Linked DNA regions of Homo sapiens: region 1 is linked to region 2. The links are chromatin contacts, found by Hi-C or POLR2A ChIA-PET in ENCODE. All regions are on one chromosome and are shown on one strand. Each heading gives the region's core, a stretch centred on a gene start or an enhancer-like site at or near the end of the contact. The rest is flanking DNA. Distances are from core to core; before and after follow the strand shown. Region 1 overlaps DIP2C (disco interacting protein 2 homolog C). Region 2 overlaps DIP2C (disco interacting protein 2 homolog C).

Region 1 (3,419 bases), core at 234-2,733, 140 kb before region 2:
CTGTCGGGCGTGGTGGTGGGCACCTGTAGTCCTAGCTACTCATCAGGCTGAGGCAGGAGAAATGCTTGAACCTGGGAGGCGGAGGTTGCAGTGAGCCGAGATCACGCCACTGCACTCCAGCCTGGGCAACAGAGCAAAACTCCATCTCAAAAACAACAACAACAAAAACTCAGGCTGTGATTAATGTTTGAATTATTCTGAGAGAGTTTTTCCAACATGTAGGTTAAAGTTGCTTCTTTAAAAGAAAATTACCTGTGAATTCTTTTGTAGTTCCCAGGGCACCGGTGAGGGTAGGGGCGATCGCTGGTGATGGACCCGATTCGTGAATCCCTTTGTTTTGCAAATGCCCTTCACTGGCATCCTCACATTGTTCTCACATGGAGCTTTCATGATAAGCAGGTGAAGTCGTGACTGTTGTCTTCTGTGTCAGAAGAAAAAAGTGAGGCTAAGGGATGACGGAACTCACCTGGTGTTCGAGGAAAGCCTGTGAGTCTCGGAACTCACCTGGTGGTCGAGGAAGCCTGTGAGTGTCAGTCGTGCTGTAATGAATCTCTCTGTCCATGCAGGCTCATGTGATTAGCTGCTTCTGCATCCTCAGTTGCCGTCTGCCTGGCCTCCTGGCTCTGCTCCTCTTTCTGGAGAGGAGATTTTATGGCCTCAGAGAGTGTCACCCATGCAAAAGAGGACACACCTGAGAGCCTGAATGAAAAGCTGGTGCCACCTCCTGGGCGCCCCTGCTGCCTTCTCCAAGGAGGCTGTGACCCAGGAAAATGTGTGCGGATGGAATGAAGGAGAATTTGTTCCCAAATCCACCCTCTGTTGTTTCACACCTGTCTTAAGCCCCGACACATATTGAGACCTTCTCTTACTCATGTGGGTGTCTCGGAGGCCCCTGTCGAGTTCAGGAGTGTGGAGGCACCTGCGTACTGTCAGCCTGTGACCAACGCTTCCCTCACTGTGTGTCAGTGCTGCCATGCAGACACCCTGTCTGTGAACACACAACACACCCAGACATGCACGCAGGCTGAGTTCACATGGCTTCAGTTCTCACAGAGGCCAGTGGGGGTCTATCTTCCATTTTATAGATGAGGAAACTGAAGTTCAGGGAGGCTGTCCAATGGCTGACGATCACACGGGGTCGCTCCTCGCAGGAGGATGCAAGCCCATCTTTGGCCGGCCATCTTACCACACAGGAGATCCGCGTCAGTCGCCACTGCGTGTTTCCTACATTCTCTCTCTCTCCACGATGCTGCAGGGGTGTTGATAAACCCTGTGTTTACCTTCGGATCATGCCATCTTCACAATCCCAGCTACTCCACGAGATAAGCATGGCGGGTTGTGGTTGTCTCACGGTCTTCTCTCTTGATAAAAGCCTGAGAGAGGTGGGTGTAGTAGGAGATGGTTATCTCTTGGCTTGGGGTGCGTTTTCTGTTCATCCGTGCACCTTACCTCACCTCTTCAAAGGCAGGAAGGTGTGGAAGAGAGAGGCACATGGCAGAGGGGGTGGCTGAGAGTGGCAGGATGGGTGGAGGAGACCGACACTTCAGCTCAGAGTCTGCAGGCTCTGCTCTGGAGGGGAAGCTAGACCCAACGTGAGAAGCACGGTTCATTTCTCCTGTTTTTGTAAAATTGTGAAATATGGCGCCTCTTCACACACAATCTCTCCCGTTCCCCATCCTGACTCATGTCTCCATCGCCATTATAACCACATGATACTCTGTCTATCTGCATGTCTGTGTATTCGTTATTTACCTACCTGTCAATCATCCATCCATTTATCAACCTCTCTGCATCTGTCTACATATTCGCCAATCATCTACTTACCTATCAAGCATCCATTTACGTCCACCATCCGTCCATCTATCAAACATTTCATCCATTTACCCCACTACTCAGCCATTCTTCCACCATCCACCTCCCCACCTCTCACTTTCTTCCATAAGAATACGAGGTCCACACAGGCCAGGATCTCTGTTCTGTTCATTCGTGTAGGCCAAGCACCTGAAATACTGCCTGGCTTCTATATTTTGAAGGAAGATGAGGGAGTGTGACACATTTGGGGAACGGCAAGAAGTTAGGTAGGAGCGGCTGGGTTATAGCATCTTGTGCATCACGCTCGGGAATTTGGACTTGATCCTGAAGATGATGGGATCCACTAGAATATTTTAGGTGAAGGGACAGTGGGGGCCAGTCAGGGTTTGAAGATCACTTTAGCAGCAGCATGGAGCATGGGCTGAAAGTGGGGGAGTCCAAACAACCCTGAATGCCTGAAACTGATGTGTACTTAAGAGATATCTGTCAGGGCTGGGTGCTGTGGCTCATGCCTGTAGTCCCAGCACTTTGGGAGGCCGAGGCGGGCAGATCACTTGAGTTCAGGAGTTCAAGACCAGTGTGGCCAACATGGCGAAACCCCATCTCTATGAAAAATACAAAAATTAGCCAGGCATGGTGGTGCATGCCTGTAATCCCAGCTATTCCAGAGGCTGAGGTGGGAGAATCTCTTGAACCCGGGAGGTGGAGGTTGCCGTGACCTGAGATCATACCACTGCACTCCAGCCTCGGCGACAGAGTGAGACTGTGTCTCAAAAAAAAAAAAAAAAAAATCAGTACCAGTGAGATTTGAGAAATGCTCAAAAGATAATAGCAATAGGACCTGAAGGTTGGGTTAATATGGAGGAACATGAGAGGAAATCAGGGTGACCTTGATGTCCTAGTTATGCACCTGCACAGAGGATAGTCTCCGATTCTGCACCCAGAGTGACTCCGAGATGTCCAGCTTATGCACCTGCACAGATAATGGTCTCCAATTCTGCTCCCAGGGTGAATCCGAGATGTCCTAGTTATGCACCTGCACAGATGATGGTCTCCAATTCTGCACCCAGGGTGACACCAAGGTGTCAGCTCATGCACCTGCACAGATGATGGTCTCCAATTCCACAGCTCCTTCTCTTTAGGGAATCAAGCTTACTGTGTATAGGTTACAGGTGGTAGAATTTGCCTTACTGTGTAGAAGATACTATGAACGATTAGGAAGACAGTCCTTGAAGTGTCATTTATTTGAGATATAATGGAAAGCACTATTACTCCATGGATGCCGTTGTAGTTTTTAAAAGTTGGGTACTCATCTTTTTTTGTTTGTTTTTGAGATGGAGTTTCACTCTTGTTGCCCAGGCTGGAGTGCAATGGTGTGATCTCTGTGGTGTGACACAGGTCACGCCACAAACTCTGCCTCGTGGGTTCAAGCGATTCTCCTGCCTCGGCCTCTCAAGTAGCTGGGATTACAGGCATGCGCCACCATGCCTTGCTAATTTTGTATTTTTAGTAGAAACAGGGTTTCTCCATGTTGGTCAGGCTGGTCTAGAACTCCCGACCTCAAGTGATCCACCTGCCTTGGCCTCCCAACGTGCTGGGATTACAGG
Region 2 (3,860 bases), core at 1,057-3,556:
TAGCCATCCACGAAATAGTTAAAGGAAAGAGAGTCTTCATGGTGGAAAAGCCTGAACCAGCTGGTCCAGGCAAACCTCAGTGATGGTGAAGCCTGTAGCACACAGCGGGTGGGATGAAGAGAGCCGCATCCGCGATACTCCTGCCGAAGATGCCTGTCCTGGATCTCCCCATGTGGAAGCACCAGCCCCCAAGTTAGGGGACTGATTGGACAATGCACCTGCCTAGAATCTTCCCAAAGCCTGGTGTCGTGAGAGTCACGGAAACATCCAGAAACTCGCTCTGGGCAGCGGGAAGCTGAGAGCCGACCACTTTCTTGCAGTGTGCCTGTGCAAACTGGGTAATTGGGGATGGCTAGAGAAACTTGAACAGGGTCTGAGCTGGGACAGGAGGAATGCGTTGGTTTTCTGATTTTGATGGCTTAGGTGTTTATGGAGGAAAATAGACTTGTTTGTTGGAAATCCCCCCTGAAGTGTCTGGGATTACGCATCAGGTCAGTGATTCACCATTAGATAATCCAAGGAGAGAGAATTATTTTAAACGTACTTGTACATTTTCTATAACTTTGTGATTGTTTGAAAGTTAAGTAACACAAATAATTTGTGTCCTCATCCTAAAGCTTTCTTCTGTCATAGAGGATTGTTTATCTGAGACATATGAGTATAATGGTATTGTTTCAAAATATTTTTTAAGATTACACCTGTTTTTAAAAATTGTGTCAGATAGCCTGTATTCATGTATTGGAAGATTCAATATTATTAAAATGGTAGTTCTCCCCACATTGCTTTATAGGTTCAATGTAATTCCTACCAAAATCTTGGCAGGCTATTTTTTGGGGGTTTTTTGGGGCAGAAATTGATAATATCCTGAAGTAAATATAAAGGACCCACAATAGTGAAAGCAGTTTTAAAATAGGTTAACAAAATTGGAGAATTCAGAACTTCTCATTCCTGATTTCAAAAATATTGCAAAGCTGCAATAACCAGAACAATGTACTGGCATTGAGATAGAGTGATTATATATATGAGAAACAGAATTGAGAGTCCAGAAATAAACCCTTATATTTATGGTCAAATAATTTTTTAATAGAGTTACCCGAGCAATTCAATGAAGAAAAGTTTTTCCAACAACAGATGCTGGGAAATTCGGACATTCACATGAAAAGGAAAAAAGATTAAACCTTGACTCAACGTCATATACCTAAGTTAGTTCAAGTGGATCATAGATCTTAATGTAAGAGCAAAAATTATAAAAATTTTAGAAAACACAGGAGTAAATTTTCATAATCTTGGTTAGGCACAGAGTTCATCAAAGGTATACTACATAAATACTGATAAACTGGACTGGAACAAAATTTAAAACTTTTGTATATCAAAAGACAGAATTAAGTAGAAAGACAAGCCACAGTCTGGGAAAAAATATTTGCAAATTATAAATCTCATGAAGCACTTCTAAGCACCTATGTAATAAATTTTTTCTTTTTTTTTTTTTTTTTTTTTGAGACAGTCTTGCTCTGTCACCCGGGCTGGAGTGCAGTAGCTTGATCTCAGCTTACTGCCACCTCTGCCTCCAAGGTTCAAGTGATTCTCCTGCCTCAGCCTCCCAAGTAGCTGGAAGTACAGGCATGCACCACCACACCTGGCTATTTTTTTTGTATTTTTAGTAGAGACAGTGTTTTGCCATGTTGGCCAGGCTGGTCTTGAACTCCTTACCTCAAGTAATCTGCCCGCTTCAGCCTCCCAAAGTGCTGGGATTACAGGCGTGAGCCACTGCACCCAGCCTATGTAATAAACACTCAAAACTCAGAAACAAGCAACATAAACACGGGCAAGAGATCTGAATAGATATCTCACCAGAAGAAGACATACAAATGGCCAATAAGGACGTGAAAAGATACCTAGCGTTAATTAGGGAAATGCAAATTAAAACCACAGTGAGATACCACTTCACACCCACTAGAATGCTGTCACCGAAAACACAGGAAATAAAGTTGGAGAGCTCGTGTTTTCTGACTTCAAAACTTACACTGCAAAGCAACAGTAACCAAGAAGGTGGAAAAACGAATTCTCATACATTGATAGTGGGAATGTAAAATGGGGAAGCCACTGTTTGGCATGATCTTAATTAAGCAGACTTGCTGCATTGACTCAGCAGCTGCACTCCTAGGAGAAAGGAAAGCGAACATCCACTCAGAGACTTGGTGTAAGTTCCCTGGAACCTCGGTCAACACAAGGAAACAATCCAGGTATCCGCTAGCAGGTGACTGAACAGGTGACGCCTGCCACGTCCACATGGTGGGTGCTTCTGCACAGGATGAGCTCAGAAGCACCTGCTGAGGGAGGGAAGTGTGGCTGTGTGGTAGGCAGTGTCCAGAAAAGGCAAATTTGTAAACAAAGTAGAATGATGACTGGGGCTAGGGCTGGAAATGGGACTGACTGCAGATGGACACGGGATCCCTTTCAGGTGATGGGAATGTTCTAGAGTAGTGACCATTTTACAACTCTTCAATTTTATTAAAAGCCATTCTGTGCTTAAAATGAGTGAAACTTAGGGTATGCAAAGTATACCTAAATAAAGCCGACGGGTGTTTTAAAAAGAATAGGCCGGGTGCGGTGGCTCATGCAGGTAATCCCAGCACTTTGGGAGGCTGAGGTGGGTGGATCACTTGAGGTCAGGAGTTTGAGACCAGCCTGGCCAACATGATGAAACCTCGTCTCTGCTAAAAATACAAAAATTAGCCTGGCGTGGTGGCACACGCCTGTCATCCCAGCTACTCAGGAGCATGAGGCAGGAGAATCACTTGAACCCAGGAGGCAGAGGTTGCATTGAGCCAAGAATGCACCACTGCACTCCAACCTGGGCGACGGAGTGAGACTCTGTCTCAACAATAAAAAATAATAAAGTGCTTCATTGCAGTAACTCAAGTGTGTAGGGAGACCCTGGGCTGGATGGCATGCCTGCTGGCAGACAGGGTATGACCCAGGACCCCCAGGTGAGATGAACCTGTCTTGTTGAATTCCCAAGTTAGGAGAGTTTTCAGTTGTTGGTATATTTTGTCAGGTTAGTAATCTGAAATCATCAAATTGCTAATGTGCGAATGTGTATTACTTACCAAAATGTCTATTTTTATTCTTTTTGAAGTTAAGATCTGAAGAACAGCTCAGGTTCCCAACATTCTCAGAGAATAATGTCTTGAGAATAAGCAACCTGCTCTTAAGTAGGTTTGTCTTGTCCATAGCAGAATTTATTGCCAGTGCCAAAAATCAATTTTGGCTAATACAGCAATTAATCAAAATTTGCTGTATTGAGTGAGGTAAGGGCAATTAGGAAATCATGAGTTGGGTTTTCTATTTGTTTCTGCTGTCAAGATTTGTGTTTTCTTAATGTTGATTTCTTATTTATGGTGATGAGGAGGGAGGTGAAACTATATTTAGTTTTCACAAGTATATTTGAAATTCTCTGGCCAGGAATTCACACTGGGTTCCCAAGCCCGTTGTGTGCTGACAATTCTGACAGAGCAAATCATTAATGCTGATGTGTATTTTTGAGGAAGCCACTTCCAGGGACACTTAGAAATGGTTAAAATGACTTTGGGTGTCCGAGGCAGGAGGATTGCTTGAACCTAGGCGTTCAAGACCAGCTTGGGCAACATAGTGAGACCCCATCTCCACAAAAAAAGTTTTAAGTTAGCCAGTCATGGTGGTATGTGCCTCTAGTCTCTAGTCCCAGTCATGGTGGTACGTGCCTCTAGTCCCAGATACTTGGGAAGTGGGAGGATCACTTGAGCCCATGAGGTCAGGGCTACAGTGAGCTGTGATCACACCACTGCACTCTAGCCTGGGTGACAAAGTAAGACTCTGTC

What was found. A loop is a pair of places that touch in the nucleus more often than their neighbours do. ChIA-PET counts read pairs that join two places held with the same protein, here RNA polymerase II (POLR2A). Pooled maps may share reads with other maps.
Region 1: a loop to region 2 is called in a map of naive thymus-derived CD4-positive, alpha-beta T cell, with 7 times the contacts of the local background. The contact joins two enhancer-like sites. A Hi-C loop is called at or near these places in 3 of 168 maps with a recorded cell type or tissue (CD4-positive, alpha-beta memory T cell, chondrocyte and naive thymus-derived CD4-positive, alpha-beta T cell) and 9 of 50 pooled maps. POLR2A ChIA-PET finds 5 or more read pairs at or near these places in 5 of 52 experiments (CD4-positive, alpha-beta T cell, CD4-positive, alpha-beta memory T cell, activated CD4-positive, alpha-beta T cell and 2 more).

Annotation. Positions count from the first base shown.
Region 1 is chr10:468,500-471,918 of GRCh38, reverse strand. All of the region lies in intron 3 of DIP2C (disco interacting protein 2 homolog C), which reads left to right. Among named protein-coding and RNA genes, the nearest start is that of DIP2C-AS2, 160 kb to the left of the region's middle. RefSeq lists an enhancer at 996-1,511. Within about 2 kb of position 1,483, at least 3 of the 41 ENCODE cell types and tissues checked have a DNase peak (open chromatin) inside an H3K27ac peak, as active enhancers do.
Region 2 is chr10:331,942-335,801 of GRCh38, reverse strand. All of the region lies in intron 29 of DIP2C (disco interacting protein 2 homolog C), which reads left to right. LOC124902362 (a long non-coding RNA gene) reads left to right here. Exons shown (of 2, transcript XR_007062030.1): 2 at 1-777. Among named protein-coding and RNA genes, the nearest start is that of ZMYND11, 200 kb to the right of the region's middle. Within about 2 kb of position 2,306, at least 4 of the 41 ENCODE cell types and tissues checked have a DNase peak (open chromatin) inside an H3K27ac peak, as active enhancers do.